Linked DNA regions of Homo sapiens: region 2 is linked to region 1. A link is an interaction called in ENCODE POLR2A ChIA-PET data of the cell type or tissue named here. Cell type or tissue: HepG2. All regions are shown on one strand. Each heading gives the region's core, and the rest is flanking DNA. Links, peaks and the distances in the headings are about the cores only. Region 1 has its middle 29 kb from the start of TCF23. Region 2 holds the start of ABHD1 (abhydrolase domain containing 1).

Region 1 (15,146 bases), core at 3,804-11,803:
GGGGATTTGCTTCTTGCAGTTTACTTCTTGCGCCCCCCTATCAAGGTGGCAACAGCTCTTTAACCCGGCAGCCCCACTTGGTTTAAGTTTCCAACTTTTTCCCCATTCTCAGAACCACCCTTGGCTGGGCGCGGTGGCTAGCGCCTGTAATCCCGGCACTTTGGGAGGCTGAGGCGGGTGGATCACTTGAGGTCAGGAGTTGGAGACCAGCCTGGAGACCACAACGAAACCCTGTCTCTACTAAAAATACAAAAATAAGCAGGACGTGGTGACACGTGCCTGTCATCCCAGCTACTCAGGAAACTGAGGCAGGAGAATCGCTTGAACCTGGGAGGCAGAGGTCGCAGTGAGCCAAGATTGTACCAAAGCACTCCAACCTGGGCAACAGAGCGAAACTCCGTCTCAATTAAAAAAAAAAAAAAAGTACAAGCCTTTAGCCTGCCCCTTCAAAGATGCCAGCACCAGTTATACAGCACTCTGTGTTCTGAAGCCTGAGTTCCACCTCGGCAGGGCTCCTCCAAGCTTCTAGGTTCCAGTAACTCCCACCTTTTTCTTTCATTAACTCCACCGCTCTACGTCCTTCAGTTGCCACCTCTCTGTTCCTTGGAATTTGTCTTTTGCCTTTGCAGTCCTTACCGTTAAATTCCCTCTGTTATAATAACTGGTGTGGTTTTTATGTTCCTAATTGGACCCTGACTCATACAACAGCCCAGATAAGATTCTTTTGGCGTCTGACCTGTTTCTGGACTACATACAGTATTACTTCCCTTTTCTTATTTTTATTTTTATTTTGAGAGGGGGGTCTCGCTCTGTCACCCAGGCTGGAGTGTAGTGGCACAATCAGCTCACTGCAGCCTCAAACTCCTAAACTCAAGGGATCCTCCCACCTCAGCCTCCCAAGTAGCTGGTACTACAGGTGCGTGCCACCATGCCCAGTTATTTCCCTTTTAAGTAGGGAATCTGAGGGCTGCAATAGTTTGCAGATCCTCACAGCCTTGCTTGGTTGATTGTCCTTGGCATCTTGGCATGGTTACAGAAACAAATCAGAGCCAAAGAAAGCTGAGAGTCTTGGGTGTGACTGTTTGCCATGGGACAGCTAGGGTCAGGCCAATCTTTATGAACATGGTACTTGCTGGACTTTTTTTTCTCTCCTGTGAATGTGCATGGGAACAGTAGTGTCTTTCCTATAGTCTTCATGACCCTCCCCAGTTGCTGGAGCAACTGAACTTGAAAATTTCCAGCTCCAGAGGCACTTTTTTTTTTTTTTTTTTTTTGAGACGAGGTGTTGCTCTGTTGCCCCCAAGGCACAATCACAGCTCACTGCAGACTTAACCTCCCAGGCTCAAGTGATCCTCCCACGTTAGTCTCCTGAGTAGCTGGAACTACAGGGGCACCACCATGCCCAGTTGATTTTTTATTTTTTAATTTTTTTGTAGAGACGGAATCTCACTATATTGCTTAGGCTGGTCTCGAACTCCTAGGCTCAAGGGATCCTCCCTCCTCGGTCTCCCAACGTGTTGGGACTACAGGCGTGAGCCAATGCACCTGGCTCAGAGGCACCTTGTTGTTACTATGGCACCATTGTGTCTGTGTGCGTTTAATGACATCATTGCAAGGGCTGATTCTTTAACCAGATTGTAAACATGTGTGCAAAAGTTGCCCCGCAAATTAACAGGAAAGTTGTGCAATTTGCAAGCAGAGCAGCATGACCTAAGGCCTTGATGGGCCATGATCTTTCAGTGTCCTTCCCCTGGCAGGTGGGTAGCAAACATTATGAATTATCATAAACCCAGTCCATCCTCCCCACCCAAAAAAAACGCCTCGTGATATATAATTTTCCTAACCGGGTTAAGTACATGATTCCTACCATTTAAATCTATGTCTAAATAAAGCAGAAGAACACAAACTGCTTATTTTAAAATCTATTTTTATTTATTCTTAGAGCCAGAATATTTTCTTAAGATTTTCGTAGTGTATAAATTCTAGATTTTGCCAGGCTTTTGGTTCTGCCCAGAGGCACTAGATTGGGCAGAAATGGATAGAAATTTCCTCTGTCTCCACTCAGATGCATGTTTTTGTCACCCCAGTTGTATTCAGTGAGCTTGTTTTCTGATTTATTTTTTTAAGTGGGACCCATTCATTTCCATTAAGGCCCTCATGAATACTATCCAGGCTGGGGCTTGGCTGTGCCTATCTTGGGGCAGAGTAGTCTCTATTATCCAGAAGATCTCCTGGCTTGATGTCTTATCTTTGCATTGTCAAATGTATTCAGCAGGCATTCATGTTATACCTGCGACAGCGGTACATCATGTCACTTCCAGATCTGGACCAGATAACTCCTGGGATCCTGGTTGTGTAGCCTGGCTATCATATCTCCCTCAGGAAAAACTAGTGTTATCAGCTCCCTTTCTTGCTTCTTTTAAGGACCTACATGGATTTTTCTGAAGTGCCACTGCACAATGCTTCCTCTTTCCAATACCTGTTAGATCTGAAAGGGGAATTGAGTCTCCCGTGGGTGCTGGGGTATGGCTGAGGGGTAGGTGTGGTCTGCAGGGCACCACGTGCAGCTTGTCTGTAGGCTCCATTAAAGACCAGTCAGGGCTGAGCACAGTGGCTCACGCCTGTAATCCCAGCACTTTGGGAGGCCGAGGCGGGCAGATCGGCGGGCAGATCACAAGATCAGGCATTCGAGACCAGCCTGGCCAACATGGTGAAATGTCGTCTCTACTAAAAATACAAAAATTAGCCAAGCGTGGTGGCACGTGCCTGTAGCCCCAGCTATTCGGGAAGCTGAGGCAGGAGAATCACTTGAAACTGGAAGGCAGAAGTTGCAGTGAGCCAAGATCACGCCACTACACTCCAGCCTGGGTGAAAGAGTGAAACTCCAACTCAAAAAAAAAACAAAAAAACACCAGTCAGATGTGCAGGGATGGGAAGATGCTGGCCTGCATGTACTCTTCATCCCCTACCTTTCCTGACATCCTCACAGGAGCCATGGAACAGCCAGAGTGAACATTCTAGCGGTGCCTCAGGCCACGCCTTCTCTCAAGATCCATATGCCACTTTCTTTTTTATGCCCCTGAGCATGAACGCAAGGATCACAGTGGAGACAACTTTTCCTCTCCTGGAAGTCTGGGACAAAGGCTGCAAGCCTCAGGTTCCCTGAGGGAACTCACCTGGCAGGCCTCCGTGGAGTCCCCTGAGAGGGAACTCCAAGGGGCTGCCCCACCACTCGCTGTATCTTGGGAGGGTCCCCCATGCTGCCACACAGACAAGAGGAGGGACTGCTCTGACTGATTCATGAGCTCCCCAGTGCATCCACTCAGGGAGACCCCTTCCCCAGACAGTGGAGGGTCATGACGGGGCAGCTTTTTAGCTGCGTCCCACCAGGATGAAACATTCATCTTCCAATTCCTGGTGTTTCACCCTGGTCCAAGAGACCCTGGCTGCCTGTTCTGAATGGGAATATCCCATCGTTAGTAAGTTAGAGAAAACTACAATCCATTTAAATGACTCAATAATCTGCAGAAGGAAAACTAAACCGAACAACTCAAACAAGTGGTTTTTAATGAGACCGAACCAAAAGAAGTAACGGAAATGTTTTTTAGCATCAACACAAAACTGTACAAGAAATTAACACACTATAAGATTTTCCTCCCCTTCTAGCAATAATATCTCAATGTCCTCTCCCAGCTAAGTCCGTGTGGTTTGAGAGGGACGAACTGCACCCCAGATCTCGATTTAGACACGACCCCATTTATGCCAAGGAGAGTCAAACCCAGGATTTTGTGGGCGTGGAAGTAAGTGTCCATCCGACTCCTCATTGCTGCTTTTCAATGATTTCTTCTCCCTTCTATTTCAAAAACACCAGGGGCTTTAGAGTTTGTACCCTCTGGTTTGTCCCCCAATATCCTTTGTTGGTGGCAACTTCTACTAAATTCTGAGTCATTCCCTGTCTTTCATTGAAGATTTTATCATCTGACTGTCTTTCTCTCTATCCTATTCTTGTCATCATTTTTTTGGTTTCAACACTCAAATGGATGATTTATCCAACATCTTGGCATCTTAGATTCTGACCTCCTCAAATGCAATTTTCTATTTTCTCTCTTCAGCCACCCATTTCTATGGTCATGCCCTTAACCTTGTCAAAACCAATAATACACCATTCTCAGAATCTCTATTTTAAGCATTCTGATTGGATATTGTGATCCCTATGTCTTATCCTTCCATCTCAGTCTCATGCCTGCAGTCCAGTATTTCTTCAGTCTTCTTGAGACCTTTAATTCATTTGCTTCCTTCTGTCTTACTAACCATCTTCCCTCGTGTCCTTACTTCCTCTTTATTCATCCCAGATTCTATGTTCATTGTTGTAATTGCTCCTTTGCAAATATCCTTATCCCTTACCCCTCCTCTCCCACTGTTTTTGCGTTGCAACATCCCGACCCTGCACGGTCTTCCCACTCTACACTTCATCTGAACACTGCTGGAAATGAATACACGATTGTGTTCACTGGCCTGCCTCAAAATTCTCAACCAAAAATCTCAAATAGGCACTCAACACTCTGTGGCAATCTTCCCTGATATGTTTTCTTTCTTACATTCTAACACATTTATTTCTCGCCTTCTTTTTTCTCCTCAGAACCTCTCAGCTTGCCATCACCACGTACTTCATGACAAAAACAAGAGCAATCAGGCAGTAATCCCCTGTTTTCAGACAGGCTGCAGTGAGCTGTGGTCGCACAAGGCTGCAGTGAGCTATGGTGGCGCCAGGCTGCAGTGAGCTATGATTTCACCAAGGTGCAATGTGGCTGTTACCACAGCTACCCATTTCCCAGCTGGCGTGTCCAGGCTCACCATGGGTGATGCGCCCCTTCCCACCAGAGGCCTGTTCTTTTCTGGGGCCAGAATCCCACCCCCTCTTGCTCTTCCAAAGGGCCTCACTCCTAAAATTATTCCCTCTGCCTTCTGCATCCTCAGCTTCTCGCCCTCCACTGGATCATTTCTCTCACGTATATTAGCATGCAAACACTCTCTAGCATGGCATCTCCCATTAAACAAAACTCCTGACCCCACTTCCCCACCTTAACTACCACCACATTTCCCTGGCCTGCTGCATAGCAAAAAAATTTAAGTGCTCTCTATTATTGCTGTCTCCATTGTCTTTCCTCACTCACTCACTCCAATCAAGAGCCCATCTCCAGCTCACTCCTACAACAGCACTGGTAAGGTTATTGGTGGCCTCCCTTTTGCCAAAGCTGATGTCGATTTCTGTGGTCTTGTGTCGCTATGTTTTTGTGTTTTGGGCATCATTTGATTTCACTACTCCATCTTTTCTCTTCTTTCCTTTTTTTTTTTTTCTTTTGAGAGACAGGACCTTACTCTGTCGCCCAGGCTGGAGTGCAGTGGTGTGATCATAGCTCAGTACAGCCTGGCAGCTCACTCCTGGCCTCAAGCAATCCTTCCACTTTGGCCTCTGGCATTACTCCCAGCTCCATCCTTCTTGAAACACTTCTCTAGGTTTCCTAATCAACTCAGTCTTCTTCCTGGCTCCTTCTCCCCGTTCTACTTCTTTTTTTTGTTTGTCTTTGTTTTGAGATGGAGTTTCGCTCTTGTTGCCCAGGCTGGAGTGCAATGGTGCGATCTCGGCTCACTGAAACGTCCGCCTTCCGGGTTCAAGGGATTCTCCTGCCTCAGCGTCCCGAGTAGCTGGGATTACAGGCGTGTGCCACCACGCCTGGCTAATTTTGTGTTTTTAATAGAGATGGGGTTTCTCCATGTTGGTCAGGCTGGTCTCGAACTCCCGACCTCAGGTGATCCACCAGCCTTGGCCTCCAAAAGTGTTGTGACTACAGGCATGAGCCACCACACCCAGCCCTCCCTGTTCTACTTCTAAACCTAAAAATAGTGTGAAGAAAATCAGCAAGGCAAAAATCACTATCAGCATAATCAAAAGGCAAGTGTCAGACTGGACAACAGTATTTGAGCTCAGGTCATAAACATAGGGATAATCTCCCTAATATTTAAAGAGCTCCTAGAAATCATTAAGAAAAAGACCAAAACCCCATAGAAAAATGGAGAAAGAATATAAACAGACAGATCTCAGGAAGGGAATACAAATGGCCAGTTAGCAACACAAAGAGAGAGGCCAGCTCATTAATAATAAAGGGAAGTGTAGATTAAAGCTACACTGAAATACTGTCTCATAGCCAGGCACAGTGGCTCACACCTGTAATTCTCAGCACATTTGGAGGCTGAGACGGGTGGATCACTTGAGGTCAGGAGTTCAAGACCAGCCTGGCGACCACGACGAAACCCTGTCTTTACTAAAAATACAAAAATTAGCTGGGCACAGTGGCGCGCACCTGCAGCCCCAGCTACTTGGGAGGCTGAGGCAGGAGAATCACTTGAACCTGGGAGGTGGAGGTTGCAGTGAGTTGCGATCATGCCACCGAACTCCAGCCTGGGTGACAGAGTGAGACTCCTTCTAAAAACAAAACAAAACAAAACAAAACAAAAAAAACCCATCTCACCTATCATATGGATAAAAACTCAAAGTTTGACAACATGCTCTATGGGAAACAGTTCTTTCTCATATTTTGCTGTGACAGTAATGTGAAAAGAGATTTTAAATGGATAAGACGAAAAGTACAAAGCAGTGTGTATTTTATGCTACCAGATCATACATCATTTCTGTTTTATTTGCATAAGATACACACACACACACACACACACACACACACACACACAAAACAATAAAAAGCAGTTACTTGTTCTAGTGGAAACTGGAGCAGATGGGGGATAAGGTGAAAGTGAGTCTTGTTTTTTTTTTTTTTTTTTTGAGATGAGGTCTTACTATGTTGCCCAGGCTAGAGTGCAGTGGCATTATCACAGCTCACTGCAGCCTTGAACTCCTGGGCTCAAGCAGTCCTTCTGTCTCACCCTCCCAAGTAGCTGGGACTACAGGCGCCACACACCACCAAGAGAGTGAATCTTTCAAGTGTATGCCTTTTTAGGTTATTTGACTTGTAAACTATATGAAATGTATAATTTTTTTTAGTTTTTTAATTTTTTTTTTTTTTTTTTTTGAGACAGAGTCTCGTCCTGTCACCTAGGCTGGAGTGCAGTGATGCAATCTCGGCTCACTGCAACCTCTGCATCTCAGGTTCAAGCGATTCTCCTGACTCAGCCTCTTGAGTAGCTGGGACTACAGGCATGCACCACCATGCCCGGCTAATTTTTGTATTTTTAGTAGAGAGAGGGGTTCACCATGTTGGCCAGGCTGGTCTCAAACTCCTGACCTCAGGCGATCTGCCCACATCAGCCTTCCAAAGTGGTAGGATTACAGACATGAGCCACCACACCTGGCCAGTTTTTAAATTTTTTATCTTTATGAGACAGTCTCACTCTGTTGCACAGGCTGGAGTACAGTGGTGTGATCGCGGCTCACTGCAACCTCTGGCTCCTGGGCTCAAGTGATCCTCTCACCTCAGCCTCCTGTAGCCTCCCTCCTGTACCTGGGACTACAGGCACATGCCACCACACGCGGCTAATTTTTGTATTTTTTAGTAGAAACAGTGTTTCATCATGTTGCCCAGGCTGGCCTTGAACTCCTGGGCTCAGCAATCCGCCCGCCTCAGCTCCCCAAAGTGCTGAGATTACAGGCATGAACAACCGCACCTGGCCAATTTTTTTTTTGTTTTGTTTAATGAGAAACAAACAAATATGAGTTCAAAGAGTTTCCTGGGGAAGTTTTTCTGTACAATAGTTCAAAGAACACAGAGAAATGCGTTTCATCTTCAAAGGAAGTTAGGGCATTATTATAAGCAGGGTGTGTAGATCCTGAATTGGACTTTAGTCCTGTACCATTCGGAGGTGATCATGATGGCCTGGATGGATGTTTATGATGACAGGCACCAGCATCACCAAGCATGCATTGATCTATTTGAATACTTTCCACCAGATCCATGACTTGGCCATGTACTGATTCCGATTTTATCAGCACGTCAGCTAACACCGTTATCTGCTTTAATCACAACTTTTACCAGAAGCATTGGCATCAGTTGGACGCTTCTAGCTGCTAGGCAGAACATACTCAAACCAAATAGCTTACACAATAAGGACAGCCATCATTTCACATAAGATGATGTCTGGAGGCCAGGTGGTCCACGATTGGCTCAGAGCCTTGATGAAGTCATCACAGATCCAGGTCCACCGATGAATTTGTCTTTCTGCCTTGCTATCCTCAGCAGGTTGATGATGCTTTCACTTTGGGTTTCAAAATAGCTGTAGCAATTCCAGACAATATGTGAAGATATGACTTGATCCAGCAAAGGAGAACAGGAGAAAAGGGGGTGCTTCTTCTCATGCATCTGTTTTTATTGGAATAATATAGAAATAAAAACTTCCTGACGTAATTTTAAGACAAAAATATGCTATATAAGTAACTGTATTACTAATTTTTTTCTTCTTTTTTTGTTTTTTGAGACAGGGTATCCCTCTGTCACCCAGGTTGGAATGCAATAGTGTGATCTCAGCTCACTGCAGCCTCCACCTCCTGGGCTCAAGCAATCCTCCCATCTCAGCCTCCAGAGTAGCTGGGATTACAGGTGTGCGCCACTATGCCCAGCTGATTTTCAAATTTTTTTTTGTAGAAATGGAGTCTTGCTTGTTGCCCAGGCTGGTCTCAAACTCTTGATCTCAAGTTATCCACCCATCTCCACCTCTCAAAGTTCTGGGATTACAGGTGTGAGCTACCTGCCCGGCCTGTTTCTTAGTTCTAATAGTATTTTTGGTGTATTCTTTGGGATTTTCTATATACAAAATCATGTTGTATGCAAATGCAGGTGGTTTTACTTCTTCCTTTCCAATTTGGATGACTTCTATATATATTTTTCTTGCCTAATTGTTCTGGCTAGAACTGCCAGTACAAGGTTGAATAAAAGTGACAGCAATAGGCATCTTTGTTTTATTCCTGATCTTAGGGAGAAAACTTCAGTCTTTCATCATTAATTATAATAGTATTAACTGTGAGTTTTTCATAAGTGCCTTTCATCAGGTTGAGGAATGTCCCTTCTATTCTTAGTTTGTTGAGTGTTTTTATCATGAAAGGGTGTTGGATTTTGTAAAATGCTTTATCTGCATCTATTAAGATGATCATATGGTTTCACCCCTTCATTTCATTAATGTGGCATAGCACATTAATTGATTTGCATATGCTGAACCACAGTTGCAATCCTGGGATAAATCCCACTTAGTCATGGTGTAAAACCCTTTTTGTGTGCTGCTAGTGTTTTTTTGTTGTTTTTTGTTTTGTTTTGTTTGTTTTTAGAACCTGTGTTCAGCCAAGCTGCTAGTTTTTGTTTACTAATATTTTTGAATATTTTTGCACTGTATTCATAGGGGATGATGTTCTGTAGATTTCTTTTCTTGTGATGTCTTTGTCTGATTTGGGGCAGGGGGCAGGGAACTCACAAAGTGCCAAAAGGGGAACACCTTCAGATTTGTTTCTGTTGCCCTAAGTCATAGAAGCTGGTAAGAGTGTGATCAATATACAAGAATTCTTTTTTTGGTTTCATTTTTTTTCTTTTTTCTTTGTTTTGTTTTGTTTCGTTTTTGTTTTTTTTTTGAGACAGAATCTTGCTCTGTCACCCAGGCTGGAGTGTAGTGGTGTAATCATGGTTCACTGCAGCCTTGACCTCTTCTGCCCTAGCCTGGATAATTTTTTTGTTTAATTTCTAGTAGAGATGAGGTCTCACTATGTTGCCCAGGCTGGTCTCAAACTCCTGGGCTCAAGCAAACCTCCCACCTCGGCCTCACAAAGTGCTGGGATTACAGGCATGAGCCTCTTTACCCAGTCAGTACAAGGATTCTTATTTGAACGTTGGATATGACATCAAATGTCAATTTGGACAGCTTGAAAGACCCACAATTAACCACTGCTCAGTTTGAGAAGCTGAACCAACAAAGATAGTTATGCACAAAGGAACATTACATATGAAAAGAGGCAAAGTAGCTAAAAAAACAGAGTACTGTTTTTAAAAAGTATCCAAAAGTTTTGAAATGCACCCTTATGGCTACTGAGTCCTTGTATGTTCAATTGCAGCAATATTTTGTGTGTGTCCATATCCTGGCATGAGTGTCAATTTTGGAGAAAAACTAATTTGAAGAGAATTTTTTTTTTACATTGGAAAGGTGATTAAAGAGTATCTAGGCTGGGCTTCGTGGCTCACCCCTATAATCCCAGCACTTTGGGAGGCCCAGGCAGGTGAATGACCCGAGGTCAGGCATTCGAGACCAGCCTGCCCAACATGGTGAAACCCCATCTCTATTAAAAATACAAAATTTAACCAGGCATGGTGGCAGTTGCCTGTAATCCCAGCTACTTGGGAGGCTGAGGCAGGAGAATCGCTTGAACCCGGGAAATGGAGGTTGCAGTGAGCCGAGATCACTCCACTGCACTCCAGCCTGGGCGACAGTGATACTCTGTCTCAAAAAAAAAAAAAAAAAAAAAGTATCTAAAGTGCCAGAAAAAATAATCGGGCGCAATGGTTGTTTGGCAACCCTCATTCAGGATGTTACGACACATTTCCCAAATATTCTGCTAATGGGAATCTTCCTGGCAACACAAACAATGAGTTTATCTCATGCAAAATGTATGAACATGGTGGATGACCTGCGAGGCACAGAAGGGAATGGAGGTGAAAGAAAAATGCTCTCACTAAACATTTCCAGCATCAGAATTTAGTATCCTTTCTATCACTTAAAACATGTTCTGACCAAGCAAGTGACACCACATGATCAATGAAGGAATCCCAAATACGTGGCTTGCAAAATCAAAACAAGACCTTTAGACCAACCACAGTTAACTCTCTGATTTGTCTTTTGTACCCCCTGGACCAATCTGCAGATGCATTTCTAGTTTTCCATGATGCCTGAAAGAACCTAAAGATGCTAGTGGGCAGACATGAACTCAGCCACATCTGATGGCCACTCCCCAAGAACCATTTTTCCTACTTGGAAGAGCCAACTGTCTTTGCCTCAAGAACAGGCTTCTGTCAGGAAGTCATCCTGTGGGACACTGACTTTTTTCTTTTTTTTTTTTTTGAGACAGAGTCTCGCTCTTTCGCCCAGTCTGGAGTGCAGAGGTGTGATCTCAGCTCACAGCAACCTCCACCTCCCAGGTTCAAGCAATTCTCCTCCCTCAGCCTCCCAAGTAGCTGGGATTACAGGCGTGTTCCACCATGCCCAGCTAATCTGTATATTTCCAGTAGAGATGAGATTTCACCACGCTGACCAGGCTGGTCTCAGACTCCTGACCTCAGATGATCTGCCCGCCTCAGCCTCCCAAAGTGCTGGGATTACAGGCGTGACCCACCATGCCCGGCCTGACACTGACTTCTAATGGTGCTAAAAACTTGTCCCTATGTGTCCTAGGAACTTTGAATTGTTGCAACTGCTTGTCCAGTCCAGCCTTGCGAAAAGAAAGAGCTCGTGGCAACCTCATCTCCACAAGTGTGGAGCTTCATGCATGCCCCCGACCTTTAAAGAGTAATATACCTCTCCTGTCACAAAGATCCCTGTCTTCAAAAGATGTTTCAAGACCAGCACAGTGGCCGAGCATGGTGGCTAATGCCTATAATCTCAACACTTTGGGAGGCCAAGGTAGACGGATCACCTGAGGTCACGACTTCAAGAACAGCCTGACCAACATGGTGAAACCCTGTCCCTACTAAAAATACAAAAATTAACCAGGCATGATGGTGGGCACGTGTAATCCCAGCTCTCCAGAGGCTGAAGCAGGAGAATCATTTGAACTCAGGAGGCAGAGGTTGCAGTGAGCCGAGATCACGCCCTTGCACTCCAGTCTGGGTGACAGAATGAGACCGTCAAAAAAATACATATATTTTTCCCATTAAGCATTATTTTGTTTATCTATTTGCTTTGTTTCCAGCCTTGGCATGAATTTAAGTGCTACCTTGTCAGATACTCATTCTCTCTCCATGTTTACATCTGTTTCTGGACTTTCCCGTGTACTACTCATCTATCTGTTCTACCATATAGTAAGGCAAAGACCACCTCACTATTCTTCTATAATATGTGTCCATCTATTCTCAGACTTATTCTTCCATATAAGTCTTCAAAACATTTAGTTCAGTTCTCTCTCCCTCTCCCCAAAACCTGTTGGGTATTATTTGAAATGTTATTCTATTCATTTGTTTATTTGTGACGTGGAAATCCCTGAGACGAGACAGCTGGAGAAGAATATCTCAAATTCTGTGTAAAAACTAATCTAAGTTCCAAGGTTCACCCCTAAACTATGCATGTGCAGAACATGCCCAAAGATGCATAGCAAAGGCTCTGAGAATGAAACTAAAATGTAAATATAAATCAACATCCAAGTCCCAGACCAACCCCTGAGTGGTACATGAAGGAACAGACCCAAACAGCAGAGCAAAGTCTTCCAAAACTGAACTGACTCATGTGGGAATCCATAGAAGATGAGACAGAACTTGTGGTCTGAATCTCGCTGGGTGGGTGGCCTGTTAAAACAAAGAAACAAACGAAAATCAACATTAACCAGCTCATCACTGTGGCTCACGCCTGTAATCCCAACATTTTGGGACACCGAGGTGGGTGGATGGCTTAGGCCCAGGAGTTAGAGACCAGCTTGGGCAACAAAGTGAGACCTCCATCTCTACCAAAACATAAAAAATAAAAAAAATTAGCCAGGCATGGTGGCTTGCACATGTGGTCCCAGCTACTCAGGAGGCTGAGGAGGGAGAACTTTTGTAGTCAAGGAGGCAGAGGTTGCAGTGAGCCAAGATCTTGCCACTGCTCTCTAGCTCTGACAACAGAGCTAGACCCTGTGTAAGAAAAAAAAAAACAGAAAACAAAAAAAAAAAAGAAAGAAAAAGAAAAGAAAAAAAGAAAATCAACAATATCCAGAAGATATAACAGAACTCAGAGCCTCAGAACAAAATATTCAGAATATAAAGAACCAGGAAAATCTGATAAGTTCTATCAGTTCTCAAGGGGAAAGACAATCAACAGATGCCAGCCCCAGTGTTGGGATTACCAAAGACTTTAAAGCTGTTATTATAATCATTCTTCAAGGAGAAAAGGTGAACATTCTTGAGAGAAAGGTAGACATTTAAAAGATGATTAGGTCATGATGGTCTGCCCTCATGAATAGATTAATGTCACTATCATGGGAGTGGGTTCATTATCTCAAGAGTGGATTTGTTATAAAAGTGAGTTCAGGGCTGGGTGTGGTGGCTCATGCCTGTAATCCCAGCACTTTGGGACGCCGAGGTCATGGAGGATCACCTGAGATCAGGAGTTTGAGACCAGCCTGGCCAACATGGAAAAACCTCGTCTCTACTAAAAGTACAAAATTAGCCAGGTATGATGGTGCACGCCTGTAATCCCAGCTACTCAGGAGGCTGAGGCACAAGAATTGCTTGAGCCTGGGAGGCAGAGGTTGCAGTGAGCCGATATCGCACCACAGCATTCCAGCCTGGGTGACAGGGTGAGACTCTGTCTCAAAAAAAAAAAAAAAAAAAAAATGAGATCAACGAGTTCAGCCCTCTCTTGGCTCCTCCTCTCCCTCCCCAACCACACACAAACATGCAACCACAGACTCTCCTGCCCTTCTGCCTTCCACCATAGGAATGACAAGGCCAAAAAAAGAGAAGGCCTTCACCAGAGGTGGCCCCTCAATCTTGGACTTCCCAGCCTCCAGAACCACAAGCCAAATAAATTTCTTCTTTTGATAAATCACGCAGTCACGGGTATTCTGTTATAGTAATACAAAACAGACTAAGACAGCCCATATGCTTTCATTTTCCAAAATTGTGTTGACATATTTTGACTTCTGTCATATTTTTCCCTTCTCTTTAACCCTGTGAGTTTATGGTCCTTTTATTTCTTTACTGTTATTACAGTGGGGATTTGGGAGGGAACAGATAAATGCATATTCAGTCTTTTGTGTTTACTTACACAAGCTCTTCTTTAATCAAGTCTACAACATAAATATAGTTTAGCAAACGAATACTACTTTCTCATGAATGCATATAAGTTTATCTCTGGGGCCAGGTTCTCTGACAGAAAATATAGGTGTTTACCAGTCACGTTCCCAATAATTGTCTCCATGAAAGCCATTGGATTTTTCTGTTCCAAGGGAGACACACTTAAAAGGATTGCCACATGGTTTCCAGTCCAGCTGCCAGAATTGCCAGTGCTACTTGGGCTGTGATGAAACAGAGTTCACACAGTCTGACAGACAAGTGGTTTTACACGGGGGCTGTGAGAGCTGGGGCAGCCCACTGACAGTGGTAAGCTAGCAACCTGGCAAAAGAGTTGTGGGTTTCTGTATGTCTATGAGTAGCATCCCAGTATTCACACATATAATCAGCACCCAAAAATGCCTTTTCATTACCTATATCGTAATCACCCCCTTATGGAAACTCATAAAAATAGTGTTGAAATAGCATTGACTCCCATAGGAAACATTCTCTTTCCCCCTGATCATTTCTACAGCACCTTGATCTTCAATCCTAAGGGGTCTTTGAAAAGGCAGTCATACTCAATTAAGTGTCTTCCAAACAGAGATAACTCCAGGGTCTCAGGAAGCAGCTGGCCTGTGTTTCATTCTCCTTTGAGTGCTGCAGCCAAGCTAAAGAACATTATTAGGTGGTGGTTTTTAAAATTTTGGATGGCACAAATGTAAACTGGTAACATGCCCTACACACATCTTAGTTTTAAAAACGTTGTCCCTGTTCATCTTAGCCAGCTGACTCTGAGAATTTTTATTTTATTCTGTAATATTGTAAAACTATGATCTTGGATCTCCCCCCACTGCCTCCCTCCCAACCCCACCCCCAACCACTGCCTCCGAAACACACACACACACACACACGACACTAGCCACCCTTAGGCTCATGTGAAAATGCTGGGCTGTGTAAACTGGAACTGCCTTGAAAAGATGGAGGTGCATCCCCCAATAGGGTTGGCCAGATTTAGCAATAAAAATACAGGATGCCCAATTAAAACTGAATTTCAGATAAACAATGAATAGGCAACCCCAGGCACTGAGGATGAGCTTCGATTAAGCCAAGTGGTAATCCTCTCCTCCTTGCTAGTGATTA
Region 2 (15,146 bases), core at 3,188-11,187, 54 kb before region 1:
CCCAGGCTCAAGCGATTCTCCTGCCTCAGCCTCCCAAGTAGCTGGGATTACAGGTGTGCACCACTACACCTGGCTAATTTTTGTATTTTTAGTAGAGACGGGGTTTCACCACGTTGGACAGGCTGTTCTCGAACCCCTGATCAAGTGATCTACCCACCTTGGCCTCCCAAAGTGCTGGGATTACAGGCATGAGCCACTGCACCTGGCCAATATTCTAAGTAATGCTTCCAACTGTGACATTTTAGTGCAAGTAACCCACCTCAGTGGTTTAAGGAAAGGCTAAGACACCTCATGTAATGTGTAATGAGGTTAGTGCGATGTGTTGACACTTAGACATTTCTAAACATTAACAAAAGCTTTTGTGAGAGAAATAAAATAGTTATTGAACCACTGCCTGTCCAATAAAAATGTCCCTAACCATTTTCTATAACTATAATGTGCATGAACATAATTACCCTAATAAACACATGAAAGCCACCATAACTGTTAACAGTTGCCATGTAATTTAATAAAGTTATGTCACACACGTGCACTCACACATTCACAATGACCCTCCGGCCCCAGTGTTCTTCAAGCCTTTGCACCAGTGCATGGGAGGAGAGCACGCTCTACAGGTTAGACTTCTGATCAAATCCTGCCTCTGATACTACTCACTGTGGGACCTAGGCAGGTGTCTTAACCTCTCTGAGCCCTGGGATCTGAATTTTTTTTTTTTTTTTTTTTTGAGGCGGAGTCTCGCTCTGTCGCCCAGGCTGGAGTGCAATGGCACGATCTCGGCTCACAGCAAGCTCCGCCTCCCGGGTTCACGCCATTCTCCATTCTCCTGCCTCAGCCTCCCGAGTATCTGGGACTACAGGCGCCTGCCACCACGCCTGGCTAAATTTTTTTTGTATTTTTAGCAGAGACGGGGTTTCACCGTGTTAACCAGGATGGTATCGATTTCCTGACTTCGTGTTCCGCCCGTCTCGGCCTCCCAAAGTGCTGGGATTACAGGCGTGAGCCACTGCTCCTGGTCGGGATCTGCATTTTAAAAATGAGGATAACGGTATCTGTCTCCTAAAGGTTTGGGGAGGCTGCAATGAGAAAACTTAGGGTAGGTGCCTGGCACCAAGCAGGTGCTGCTTGGGTATTTCAGAGCCTCTGGGCTGTGGCAGGGGCCTTGCAGGGTTATCCTGGGTAACTTCCCATCCAAAGCAAAAATTTCTTCCTCAGCAACCCTGTCAAATGGCCTCTGCTTGAATCATTCCAGGACAGGAACCTAGCACCTCACAGGCCGGCAGTTCCATCTCCTGTAGAGTCGAACTGTTGGGAAGCTAAAATTTTGAGTAGAATCCTCTCCCTTAATTCTTAATTTATCCCTCTGGTGCCCTTGTGCCTCCCAGCACCCATCCCCCAAGAAAGGAGACAGCGGCTACAGGGCTAGAGGAGCCCACACCCGGGAGCTGGTCCCTCGGCCACCTGCAAGCGGACGACAGCCTCGGGCCCTCCCCAGCGCTCCATTTCTTCCCCGTCGGATGAGGGGGAAAGCTCCCGCCAGCTGCCCCTCCCCCAGGACTGCTGGAACACGGAATGCGGGGCTGGGGGAAGCGCCTGGGGAACTGCGAAGCCCCAAATTCACACCAAGGAGCCTCAGGCTCGCTCTCCAGTCCCTTCCTCCACCTGCCCTCAGGGTACACAGGGGCAAGGGCCACTGCTCCCGCCGCGTCTGAGCCGCAGGGGATGCAGAGGGACTGCGCTCTCGGGATCTGGACCAGAGGCTGGAGGCCACCTACCCCGCGCGGCCCTGGCTGGCTGACGGCGATGGGCTCGGGTCTCCGGCCGGCCGGGGCGGGGTGTCACCCACCTGCTGCGGCGCCGCGCGGCTCTGGGGGTCCAGCTCCGTGGGCGCTCCTGGCTGCTGCGCCGCCCGCGCCTCGCCTCCCGCCGCCAGCCTCCCCCGGGCCGCTCCACGTGGCCGCTCCACGTCGCCCTCCCGGCTGGAGCCGCCGCCCTGGCCGGGCAGAGTCCGGAGCCAGTGCCAGCCGCCGCCCCGCCCGCCGGACCTGGCCCTTCGCAGCTCCACCAGCGCCCCCGCTGCGCCCGCGGCCGGAGGGGCTGCGCGCGCCCGTGTGAGTGTGCGCGTGTGTGCGTGCGTGAGTGCGCATGTGCGCGTGTGCGAGTCCGCGTGTGCTCGTGAGTGCGCTCGTGTGCTTGTGCGGGTGTGCACATGCGTGTGACATTGTGAGCGTGAGTGTGAGCATGTGTAAGGATGCACGTGTGTGAGCGTGCATGTGTGCGCGGATGTGTGCGTGTGCCTGTATGCACACATGTGAGTACAGAGAGACCAAGAGACAGTGAGGCCAGTGTGCATCAGAAGTATGTTTAACTGTGCTCATGCTTTGGTTGCCACTTTCTCTGCCTGAGGGACCCAGATGTATGTGACAAAATGGAACCTAACTTACTGTTAGCATGTGCGGTTGTGACTGGCATGTGTGGCTCTGTGTATGAGGAATTTGTGACACGGTAGGGGGTATTTTGTGTGACTGTGCATCCGTGTGATAGTGTGGGCTTCAGGGGCCGGGCGTGGTGGCTCACACCTGTAATCCCACCACTTTGGGAGGCCAAGGCGGGTGGATCACGAGGTCAGGAGATGGAGACCATCCTGGTTAACACAGTGAAACCCCGTCTCTACTGAAAATACAAAAACATTAGCCGGGCATGGTGACGGGCGCCTGTAGTGTCAGCTACTCGGGAGGCTGAGGCAGGAGGATGGCATGAACCTGGGTGGTGGAGCTTGCAGTGAGCCGAGATCACGCCACTGCACTCCAGCCTGGGTGACAAAGCAAGACTGAGACTCCGTCTCAATAAATAAATAAATAAATAAAAAATAAATGATAGTGTGGGCTTCAGGGTATGGCCAATGTGTGACTGACTGCCCAGGGGTGTGGCGGTGCAGAGTGTTAGAGGCATATGTATTGGGGTGTCAGGGTGAACTCTTCCTGAGTTGTTTGTGACACTCCATCACAGCGACACTGTCATCACAGCGACAAGCCCACTCTCATCCTGTCCTCCTCCCAGTGATGAACACTGCTTGTCACTGCCTTTTTAGATCACGGATTCTGCTGGTTTCGGCAATACCTCTCCTACCTCTGGTCATTTCAAAAAGGTCTCCATTTTCTTCACCGTCAGAGTTCCTCAGGGCCCTCTCCTCACTTTCCATCTGCTCATGTGCTCATCTGCTCACCTAGCTCCCATCACTGTTATGCATTGACTCGTGTCCTTCACAAAGTTATATGTTGAAGTCTTAACCTCCAATACCTCAGACTGTGACCTTATTTGGAAATAGGGTCATTGCAGATGTAATCCATTAAGATGAGGTCATACTGGAGTAGGGTGGGCCCCTAATCAATATGACTGGTGTTCATATCAAAAGAGGAAATGTGGACACAGACACACACATAGGAAGAACATTGCTATGGCCTGAATATCCCACCAAATTCATGTGCTGAAACTTAGTCCCCATTGTGGTGATATTAAGAGGAGGAAGCCAGGCACAGTGGCTCACACCTGTAATCCCAGCACTTTGGGAGGCCGAAGTGTGAGGATCTCTTGAGGCCAGGAGTTTTCGACCAGTCTGGGCAACATAGTGAGACCGTGTCTCTACAATAAATAAATAAATAAAAATTAGGCATGGTGGTGCACGCCTGTAGTCCCAGCTATTTGGGAGGCTGAGGCAGGCAGATCCCTTGAGTCCAGGAATTTGAGGTTACAGTGAGCTGTGATCCTGCCACTGCACTCCAACCTTGGTGACAGAGCGACATCCTGCCTCTGAAAAAAACCAAAAAGGAGTAGGGCCTTTTGGGACATGATGAAACCATGAGGGCTCTCCCCTCATGAAGGGATTAATGACCTTATGAAAGAGGTTTCTGAGAGAGTTCACCCCTCTTGCTCTCTTGCCTTTCTGTCCCTTCCATCACATGAGGAAACCCAGACGCACCATCTCTGAGGAATGGACCTTCACAGACACCGAACCTGCCAGTGCCTGGATCTTGGACTTCCCAGTCTCCAGAACTGTGAGGAATAAATTTCTGTTGTTTGTAAATTACTCAGTCTGTGGGATTTTGTTATAGCAGCACAAACTCACTAAGATGTTTGTGAAGATGAAGACAGAGATCAGGGTGATGCTTCTACCAGTCAGGGAGTGCCAAAGATTTCCAGCAAAATGCCAGAAGCCAGGGGAGAGGCATGGAATAGATTATTCCTCACGGTTCCCAGAATGAACCCACCCTACTGATATTTCAGTCTTGACTTCTAGTCTCCAGAAGTGTGAGACAATAAATCTCTGTTGTTTAAGACAGTCCCCAACCTTTTTGGCACCAGGGACCAGTTTCAGAGAAGACAATCTTTTTTTTTTTTTCTTTTTTTTTTCTTTTTTTGTATTTTTTTAGTAGGGACGAGGTTTCACCATGTTGGCCAGCCTGGTCTCGAACTCCTGACCTCAGGTGATCCGCCTGCCTTGAACTCTCAAAGCATTGGGCGTTACAGGCGTGAGCCACGTGCCCAGCCTCAGAGAAGACAATCTTTCCACAGATCAGAAGGGTTGGGGGTGAGGGTGATGGTTTTGGGATGAAACTTCCACCTCAGATCAACAGGCATTAGATTCTAATAAGGAGCACGCAACCTAGATCCTTCTTGTGTGCAGTTCACATAGGGTTTGCGCTCCTATGAGAATCTAATTCCACTGCTGATCTCAGGCAGTAATGCTTGCTCATCCTGCTCACCTTCTGCTATGCCACCTGGTTCCTACCAGGTCATGGACCAGTACCAATTTGCAGCCCAGGGGGTTGGGGACCCCTGGTTTAAGACACCCAGTTTGTAGTGCTTTCTTACAGCAAACTGCCAACTAATACACCACCTAAATGCTGATGATTGCCAATTCTCCACCTCCAATCTCTAAGCCCCAGGCCACTTCAGGCATTGAATATCCTACTAATTTGTGCCTGAGTTTTAATTTATAAAGGTGGCTGAGTGAGGACATGAAGAGGTCACTGCTATTGAAAGAAAAGCTTAATGTTATTTGCAGTTCCCCTAGAAACAAAAGGCACGGTCACAGGGGGAAGTGCCAGTGTCACTCAGGAGGCAGAAAGAAGCGAAGGGAAGGTACAGGCCTTTATTGGGGTTTACTTCTCCCAGTAAGGCAGGAGAAGCAGTTTGGGACTGGCTAGTTTGAATAATTCCAGAGTGCTCTGGGGCACAGGGACAGGTCCTGGTTACCTGGTCCTGGGTTGATTTAGGGCAGGGGAGATACTGGCTTGGAATGTGAAAGTTAGAGAAAGGAAGTGCTCAGAGTGTGAGCTCTGGATTGTAGGGGAGATGTAAACAACCTTGGCCATTAGGTTGGCCCTGTGATTTATGGATGCCAAATAGACAAATACAGAACCTAAGGAAACACAGTTAAAACACCTACCAGCACCCCAACTTCTACATGTCTGTGTCTAAATGCATCATCTTCCTCTTCAAACCTTCCTCTCCTCTGTTTCCCTGTCCCAGGGATGGACACTTTATATCTGTGCAGTCAGAAACCTGGAGGTCATCCATGTTCCTCCTTCTTCCCCTGCCTCCAATCTACTACCAGGTCCTATCAATTCTGCCACTGATCTTGAAGATCTTCACTCCTCTCCTGGGTATCCTCCAGTCCGGGCATCTTTTGAGCCTGGCGTTCTGTTAGCAGCCTCCCAGTGGCCTCTCTGCTTCTACTTTCCTCCTCCTCCAATCTATTCTCCAAGCAACTGAATGATTCTCCTAAAACATAACTCATGTCACCCTTCCCTTCTTAAAACCCCTGGATGGCTTTCCTCTGACCCTAGGATAAACTGCAGCAATTATGTGGTCCTTGACCACCCACATGCTCCAGCCACACCAACTTTCTTTGTTCCCTTAAGACATCCTTCACCTCCAGGCTTTTGCCTTTGCTGCCCCCTCTGCTAGAACACCCTCGCGTGAAGTCCGGGCACCTCCGCAGTGCTCCCATGGCAGCTGGTACTTCTCTTGTGTGGACCATGTTAAGCCCTGATGACTTGTGGACCTCCTAGAAGCTTTACGGTGTATTGATACCTAGGCTCCTCTCCAGACTAACTGTATCGGGGGTAGGGCCTGGGCACTGGTAGTTTTAAAAATCCTAGATGATTCCGATCTGCAGTCAAGGTTGAAAGCCACTACTCTTAGTAGACGACCTCCTATATTTCAATGAAGACACGGACAGTAACATGGGGGGTCTGTATCAAGTGCCTGGTACAGGGCGGGTGGTGAGCAAATTATCTACTGTACGAGGACTGTGTGGCAGGGACTGTATGAGACAATGCAGAGTGACACTGCAGGAAGGTGCATGTGTTGCAATGCCACCACTGAGCAGCTGAAAGCTTTGTGACAGTGTGGGGTGTCACAGTCGGACAGTGACTGGTGAGGGTCACTGTGAATGGCTGTAGTGTGTGACAGAGCAGAATGTCACTGCAGGAGTAGCTGTGTCCTGTGCGTGACTGACTGCGAGCGCCTAAGGGACTCTGGCCAGGCTGCTGGACTCGGGGCGTCGCCGGGGAAGAGTTTAAGGGAGCTGGAGATGCCCCGCACCAAGATGGCAGCTGGGGGAGGCCGCTTGTCTCGGGCTGCACAGCCAAGAACCGCGGAGGGGAAGAAGGCAGGGGAGGGCGGGAGGCCATTCGCAGGTCACTCGGGTTAGATCCGCGCGAGGCACTAGGCGACCAGCCACCCAGCCCCGCGACCAACTAGCGCCGCCTCTCGCCGCCCATCCCGGGGCACCGGCGGTGGGCGGGGCCAGCAGCGCAAACTGCCTGCAGCGGGGACCGGACCTGCACAGGCCGCCTATGGCGGGCGGCGGGTGGGACCGCGAGTTACAGCCGGCCAACTGGGGCCAGCCAGGAGCCTGAGGGTCGGAAGCCCCCAACACAAGATGCTGAGCTCCTTCCTGAGCCCCCAGAATGGCACCTGGGCAGACACCTTCTCTCTGCTCTTGGCTCTTGCCGTTGCCCTCTACTTGGGCTACTACTGGGCATGTGTGCTTCAGGTGGGTGCGGGTCCACCGCTCTGGCCAGCGGGTTTGGGTGTAGGGGGCAGCTTCCAGACACGGGCTTGGGCCCTTGGTGGGAACTGGGATGGTTGGGCTTCCCCACAGGTGAAATTTGCTACCACCGAATGGAGAGTCGGCTCTGCCTCTCTAGTGCCTCTGCATCCCATGTGATCCCCATGCCAGCTGGGCCTTTTGGGTACCGGAGGGTGCTGCTCCCTATAATGTGGACAAGCATTTGGGGAAAGGTGGGGTGGAAGGCATCCTGAGGTATCAGAGATGTGCACACTTTGCGTTCCTTTTTAGGTGGTTTAGCTGAGTCTTTCAGCTGCACTGAAGGAAGGAACCAGAGGTCTGTGGGTCATGGCTAACTCCCAATACCACCCACCCCCCAAATAGCTTAGTAGGACCTCCCTTCCCTTAAGGGCTGGCTGAGGTCAGAACTGGCCTAGCTCAGAACTGATGGATGACCCCAACTGTCCTTGCTCATTCAGCCGTTTTATGTTCCAGGCTCTCCATATAGTGAGTGTGATGAGAAAGTTTGAAGAGGTTGATTTTGATGAATTTGGAGACTTTTCTCACTGAAATTTAGATATATACATAATTTACATATCCAGGAAAAGCCAAATCTCTTCATCTTCATTAAACTCTGTTCTAGGTAGCTGAGTCTAACAAGACACCTACTGGTTCGAGTCCTTTAAAAAGGTCTATAGGAGACTTTAGTGTTACCTAGACTTTTCCATATTTTCAGAGCTTTCTACATTAGCATATATTGTTTACTAAATGTCTTCCTTAGGGCCGGGTGTGGTGGCTCACGCCTGTAATCCCAACACTTTGGGAGGCAGAGGCGGGAGGATCGCCTGAGGTCGGGAGTTCGAGAGCAGCCTGACCAACATGAAGAAACCCCATCTCTACTAAAAATACAAAAATTAGCCAGGCATGGTGGCACATGCCTATAATCCCAGCTACTCGGGAGCCTGAGGCAGGAGAATCACTTGAACCTGGGAGGCGGAGGTTGCAATGAGCCTCGTGCCATTGCACTCCAGCCTGAGCAACAAGAGTGAAACTCCGTCTCAAAAAAAAAAAAAAAAGTCTTCCTTAATAAAACAGTTAAAAACTCCAAGCCTCACAATACTCTGTAGGCCTCACTTTATACATCAGATTTGGAAGGTCACTTCAGAACAAAACTGCCCCTAAGGAAACACTTTCCTTTACTTGCAACTAGCTGCACAGAAATCTGGGCCCCTGCTGCTTTATAGACTAAACCCTTTATAAGCTAACGAATACTGGTTAAAATGCAGGAAAAGTGCCATTCTGGAGGCCCTCTAGATACGGTGTTTGGATTGGCCAGCACTGTAATGGATCTATACTGATTTAAGCATAGCAACCAGTGCCATATTGTAATACTAATTCATTCTCAGGAGGGAGTCAAGAAACATTTTCTTGAGTTAAAATCAAATTAACCCACATAAATCAAACCTGTGAACAAATTTATAAGTCTTGTTCCACACTACTGGGCCGTTTGACCAAGGAATTAATAAACTGATAGTAACTCAGCCGAGCACAGTGGCTCATGCCTGTAATCCCAGCATTTTGGGAGGCTGAGGCGGGCGAATCACTTGATGTCAGGAGTTCGAGACCCGCCTGGCCAACATGGTGAAACCCCTATCTCTACTAAAAATACAAAAATTAGTTGGGTGTGGTGACGCAAGCCTGTCATCCCAGCCACTCAGGAGGCTGAGGCAGGAGAATCGCTTGAACCCAGGAGGCGGAGGTTGCGGTGAGCTGAGATGGCACCACTGCACTCCAGCCTGGGTGTCAGAGCAAAACTCCGTCTCAAAAAAAAAAAAAAAAAAAGGATAGCAACTCAAAATCTTGGCAATTAGGAGGCAATACCCGACAGTGACTAGACAGCGCAGGCTCTAGAGTCAGACAGACCTGGGTTTGAATCTCCTGCTCTGCCACTAACTAGCTCTGGCAAGCTTCTGGCCCTTGACAAGTTATTCAGCATTCAAATCCGTTCACATAGGGGGATCACAGAACCTATTTCATGGAACTGTTATGAAAATCACAAGACAAAATTTGTGTGAAGTGCTTAGCAGAATGCCTGGAGCTTAATGAGAACTCAACAAATCTTACCTACAAGTACTGGTGGTAATGTCATAGTTAATAATTTTGTTTTGCCTCTTGCTTGCTGTGTAACTGGACAAACCACTTAATCTCTGTCAGTCATAACTTCTTCACTTATAAAATATCTCATAAGTTTGGGCTTAGCCCAGTGCCTTCACACGACTGACAGCTGTCGTAATTCCAGGGCTTAAGGACTAGGGTCCAAAGTCACATCTCCCAACAGTTGCACTATCGACTTGGCATCTCTACCATTTGCCCCTGTAGACTATAGGAACTGTACTGGAGATAGAAATCTGGTCCTCATGTTCCTTAGGGCCCACTGCGGATATGCAGTTTCTATTCTTGAACCTATGGCATACTCCTCCTTCACATGCCTTCCACGTGGCTAGGCTCTCTCATTCACTTGATGTCTGTCCAGAACACAGCAGAGAAGCTGAAAGTCAGGGCTTAGTGCCCACTGACCTCATCTGTCCCTGTTATTTCATCCTTGTCACCTTCCCCCTAGCTGGCATGAAGGAAGAAAAAAATCGATTCACATTAGGGCTGTTCTTCCTTTAGAGCACAATCTAACAGCAGGGGCCCCACAAGTAAGAGAAGATAAGGTCCCCGGTAGAAAGAAGCCCCTTAGGCCAGACGCAGTGGCTTACACCTGTAATCCCAGCACTTTGGGAGGCCGAGGTGGGCGGATCACGAGGTCAGGAGATCGAGACCATCCTGGCTAACACAGTGAAACCCCATCTTTACTAAAAATACAAAAAAAAAAAAAAAAATTAGCCAGGTGTGGTGGCGGGCACATGTAGTCCCAGCTACTCGGGAGGCTGAGGCAGGAGAATCGTGTGAACCCGGGAGGCAGAGATCTTGCAGTGAGCCGAGATCACGCCACTGCACTCTAGCCTGGGCGACAGAGTGAAACTGTGTCTCAAAAAAACCCCTTGGCAGTGAGCAAGAACATTAGAGAATAGGAATATACAGATGAAGTGGTGCTAAAATCAGGAGCCAGAGTGGCCAGAGTCAGTCTTAGGAAGAAGACAGTGTAGCTTCATCTTTTTTTTTTTTTTTTTTTTTTTTTTAAGACGGTGTTGCTGGGCACAGTGGCTCACGCCTGTAATCCCAGCACTTTGGGAGGCCGAGGCGGGCGGATCATGAGGTCAGGAGATCGAGACCATCCTGGCTAACACAGTGAAACCCCGTCTCTACTGAAAGTACAAAAAATTAGCCAGGCGTGGTGGCGGGCGCCTGTAGTCCCAGCTACTTGGGAGGCTGAGGCAGGAGAATGGCGTGAACCCGGGAGGTGGAGCTTGCAGTGAGCCGAGATTGCGCCACTGCACTCCAGCCTGGGCAACAGAGCGAGACTCTGTCTCAAAAAAAAAAAAAAAAAAGAAAAAAAAAAGATGGTGTCTCGCTCTATCACCAGGCTGGAGTGCAGTGGCACAACCTCGGCTCACTGCAACCTCTGCCTCCCGGGTTCAAGTGATTCTCCTGCCTCAGCCTCCCGAGTAACTGAGACTACAGGTGCTCACCACCATGCCTGGCTAATTTTTGTACTTTTAGTAGAATCGGGGTTTCACCATGTTGGCCAGGATGGTCTCCATCTCTTGACCTTGTGATCCACCCACCTCGGCCTCCCAAAGTGCTGGGATTACAGGCATGAGCGACTGCGCCCGGCCGGCTTCATTTTCAACTGCAAAGTAAAGGCTGAAGATTGAATGGTGCTGCATTTCTTCAGCCCCTGCCCAGAACCCCGACTTTTTCTGCAGGGGATCAGCTGGGCACTTATTGACAGGGTCTCACTGTCGCCCAGGCTAGAGTACAGTGGTGCTATCATAGCTCACTGCAGCCTTGAACTCCTGGGCTCAAGTGATCCTCCCACCTCAGCCTCCCAAGTGGCTGGGACCACAGGCGCACACCACTGAGCGTGGCTGTTTACATCACCTGCTCTCTCCAAAATGGGTTTGGGGCATGGATAGGCTGAGCAGGAAAGTCAGCACTCAGTCAACTCAGCAGCTCCCAGTTCAGGGTCAATTCTGGGCAGTGACACTCCAGGACTGGGTTTTTTAGGGGCTCTAGCTGGAGTGTATTATCAGACTTGGCCATTCAACTGAGCTGTGCTGAGTATCTCACATGCAGACAAAGCAGGGTCCTCCAGGCTGGGCTCTGGAGAGGGGGCCCCCTCACCCTCTGGTGTTGGGTGCCTCACTAGCTTGGTGCAAAAGTCAGGGAAGTGGGGCAGACTGCTGTGTGATTACAGAGGCCTCGGCTGGTGGCTGGGCCGCAGTTTCTGGCCTTCCTGGAGCCACACTGTTCCATCACCACCGAGACTTTCTACCCAACGCTGTGGTGTTTTGAGGGGCGACTACAAAGCATCTTCCAAGTCCTCCTGCAGTCTCAGCCCCTAGTCCTTTATCAGAGGTAAGAAGGGACAGAACAGGGTGAACATGAAACCCCAGGTATCTAGGGAAAAACCTATCTACCACTTTTAAAATGTAGGTAATCTGCCTCATCTACATCCCTGTGTTGAGGGTTCAATGACAATGGATGTTATATGGAAGGGCTATATAATTGCACGGCCACCAGGTCATCTTTTATGTCCCCATCACACATTGTCAAGCCTTACTGTTTTACATGAAGAACACCCTCAGATGATGCTGACGGGAAGTGATAAGACTTGTTTGTGGGTGGGGCAGGGGGCAAAGCTTTTGAATTACATTAAGTTCTTAATAGTATCTTTGTGTGCCTCTTCCTCCAAAACCAGTGACATCCTCCAAACACCAGATGGAGGCCAGCTCCTGCTAGACTGGGCCAAGCAGCCTGACAGCAGCCAAGACCCTGATCCTACTACCCAGCCCATTGTGCTGCTGCTTCCTGGCATCACTGGCAGTAGCCAGGAGACATACGTCTTGCACCTAGTTAACCAAGCTCTGAGGGATGGCTACCAGTAAGGATGGGTGCAGCCCCAGAGTGGGGTGGCATCTGAGAACGTGTATTAGGGAGAAGTCAATCCGGACACTGATAGATAAGAAGAATGCTACACAAAGGGAGTCTTTGGACAGGGGTCTTTCTGAATACTGAAAGGGGAGAGGGGCTAAGAAGGGTCTGGCTAAGATGTACCTGTGTGTGCCACAGGGCTGTCGTGTTTAACAACCGGGGCTGCCGTGGGGAGGAACTGCGGGTGAGTAGCTGCCTTCCTCATAGCAGCCCTTCACCCACTCCCTTTAGAGATCCTTGGCCCTGGGGCTCACCTCCTACCTATCCTTCCTCAGTTTCCCCTCCACCTTCTGGCCACGGTCTCCCTCCCTACCCAATGATCTGGTTTGCCCTCAGACCCACAGGGCTTTTTGTGCCAGCAATACTGAAGATCTAGAGACAGTCGTGAACCACATAAAGCATCGTTATCCCCAAGCTCCACTGCTGGCCGTGGGCATCTCTTTTGGAGGGTAAAGATTGCCTGGGCTTAGCCCAGAGGCCCAGTCTTCCTTTTTTTCCTCCTCCATGTCCCCTTCCTCTGTCCCAACCCACATTAATGCAAACCCTTCTTTCATGGTCCCTTGTCCAATTCCACAGGATACTGGTGCTGAATCACCTGGCACAGGCCAGGCAGGCTGCAGGGCTGGTGGCAGCACTGACTCTGTCTGCATGCTGGGATTCCTTTGAGACCACTCGCTCCCTGGAAACCCCACTCAACTCACTGCTCTTCAATCAGCCCCTCACTGCTGGGCTCTGCCAACTTGTGGAACGGTAGGGTCGTGGCAAGTGGGAGGAGGCAGTAGACAGAGTAGGATGGCAGACACTCCAGGCTCTCCTAGTGCTTGGTCAGTTCTCTCTGGGCTTCCTCACACATGAGATAGTAAGACAGGGCCTGGGGGTGGGGGATCAGATCCAGGTGTCAAGCCAAACTCTTATGTACTTTTGCAGAAACAGAAAGGTGATTGAAAAGGTGGTGGACATAGACTTTGTACTACAGGTATAATATTCAGCCATGCCCCTGGTTCCCCCAAATGAGTCTTCCACTATCTTCCTATTCTTTATCATCTTAGCCTATCCTATGGTAAGACCTGCAGGCCCGTACAATCCGCCAGTTTGATGAGCGCTACACATCTGTGGCCTTTGGATATCAAGACTGTGTTACCTACTACAAAGCAGCAAGCCCTAGAACCAAGATAGATGCCATCCGGATCCCTGTGCTCTATCTCAGTGCAGCAGATGACCCCTTCTCCCCCGTCTGTGGTGAGTACTCTGATTCAGGACACTTTGGCCCCAAGGAAAATGGGCCATGAGGGACGCAACAGACAGCCTGGGCTCCCAGTGAAGGCCAGTGTTTCTAACCTCTGACCCTCTCCTAGCCCTTCCCATACAGGCCGCCCAACACTCCCCCTACGTTGCGCTGCTCATCACAGCCCGGGGTGGCCACATCGGCTTCCTGGAAGGGCTGCTCCCGTGGCAGCACTGGTACATGAGCCGCCTCTTGCATCAGTACGCCAAAGCCATCTTCCAGGACCCAGAGGGGCTGCCTGACCTCAGGGCTCTCTTACCTTCTGAGGACAGAAACAGCTGACAAGAGTACCATTTGGGGTCTCAGTTCACTCTTTCCTTGTTTATTAAATATCAACTTTTCCTGCCTAATGGGCTGAGGTTCATTTTCCCATTCCTCAAGGTAAGGGTAGACTACCTAGGAACTTATTGCATCTTTAGGCCAGCTGGCTTAGTGCTACCCATCTGAACCCCCAGATTACTACCCAAGTCTTCCTTTTGCCCCTTCCTGCCCTAACAGCAAGTACCAGGCCAGTCCCTTCCCCAGCAAATGCCAGGGGCTTCATGTGAAGAGGAACTGGCCACAAGGCTGAGGGGAGGAGGAGAAACTGTTTCTGCAGGAAGGACAGCAGTGCCTCCAGGCTCTTGGGCATCTTCACATGTTTCTAGATAAGGACAAGCTCAACTCTGGAGCCTCTGGTAGGCAGAAGAAAGGAGGCAGGGAGTATGGCCTGGGCTTCAGATACCGCTGTTCTGGATGGATCCACAGATGACGAAGGCAAGGTTCCTGGGACCTGGAGTCACACAGGGCCATAGCCAAGCCTTTTCACTAGAAGGGCAGGCAGTGCCCATTCATCTTGTCAGCGGCAACCTCAGCTGTGGACCCGAATGGAGTGAGCAAAGGGAGTCCAGGCCTCCACTCTGCTCTAGAGATGGCAGTGTCCAGGCTCCTGATTCCCAGGAAGCAGGGAAGCTAAAGGAAACCTGGAAAGGCACTCTGGAGCAGCAGGATGGTCACAATAATAAGCCCGACACACAGCAGGAGCAGGAGCCACACAGGAACACTCCCTGCAGGAGGGAAAGGGAGGAGGTCAGCGGGCAAAAGGGCTTCCCAGCCTGAAAACCAGAACCCTTCAAAGGAGGAGTGGCACAAAGAGCCCAGCCTCCGGGGGGCACGTTTCTGGTCATTAAACGTGGGGTGGTGCCTGCCTGCCCTGCCCCAATGACTCACGCCGTGAGGGCAACAGATGCAGCTGGCAACGACTGTCCACAGCCACAGAGAACAGGGCAGTTTCATGGGACCCAAGGAGCTCTGGACCACGACCCTTCTCAGGTAGAAAGGCCACATCCGTCACCACAATGCCATGGGCCTCCCTCACGTAGTAGAGGCACTGTGGGCAGAAGGAATACCAGTGAGGAAAGGCCTAGCTGGGAACTCTCTTTCTGGAAAGCATGTTCCCCACCCCCAGGATTTCCCTCGATAGGATGGGCCAGACTCCTTCCTGCAAACTCAGGGTAGAGACAGGCCTACAGTCCACCCACAGGGCCATGCCAACCTCCACCCATTACCTGGAGAGAGAAAGCTATGTAGATGGCAACAGAGCCAGTGACTGTGCCCAGGCCTAGGAAGGTGCCGGATTCACTGCAACAAACAATAAAGAGCTCATTGTCCTGGAGGCTTGTGCAGCAACCCTCATACCCCAATACC

The links. Peaks named below come from ENCODE experiments on the same cell type or tissue, not always from the same donor. Only the 100,000 strongest peaks of a DNase experiment are listed, where the experiment ranks them.
Region 2: POLR2A ChIA-PET joins it to region 1 with 11 read pairs; 7 of 35 experiments call an interaction of 5 or more read pairs at or near these places.

The regions. Positions count from the first base shown.
Region 1 is chr2:27,170,069-27,185,214 of GRCh38, forward strand. No RefSeq gene overlaps it. Among named protein-coding and RNA genes, the nearest start is that of TCF23, 29 kb to the left of the region's middle. RefSeq lists an enhancer at 1,453-1,747. In HepG2, for the core only: no CTCF peak of the experiment used is centred there; DNase peaks (open chromatin) are centred at 7,873, 9,763 and 10,733.
Region 2 is chr2:27,117,003-27,132,148 of GRCh38, forward strand. ABHD1 (abhydrolase domain containing 1) reads left to right here and starts at 6,813. Exons shown (of 9, transcript NM_032604.4): 1 at 6,813-7,060; 2 at 11,439-11,599; 3 at 11,943-12,125; 4 at 12,314-12,359; 5 at 12,512-12,624; 6 at 12,752-12,925; 7 at 13,103-13,151; 8 at 13,249-13,414; 9 at 13,531-13,810. The coding sequence starts at 6,947. The coding sequence ends at 13,742. It overlaps CGREF1 (cell growth regulator with EF-hand domain 1), which reads right to left and starts at 2,126. Exons shown (of 6, transcript NM_006569.6): 1 at 1,844-2,126. It overlaps PREB (prolactin regulatory element binding), which reads right to left. Exons shown (of 9, transcript NM_013388.6): 7 at 15,008-15,080; 8 at 14,670-14,829; 9 at 13,754-14,506. The coding sequence ends at 14,412. It overlaps LOC124907744 (a long non-coding RNA gene), which reads left to right. Exons shown (of 2, transcript XR_007086252.1): 2 at 1-483. RefSeq lists enhancers at 1,058-1,558, 1,559-2,059 and silencers at 6,658-6,737, 6,758-6,897. In HepG2, for the core only: a CTCF peak has its summit at 6,770; DNase peaks (open chromatin) are centred at 6,379 and 9,409; H3K4me3 peaks cover 1,276 bases; H3K27me3 peaks cover 3,398 bases.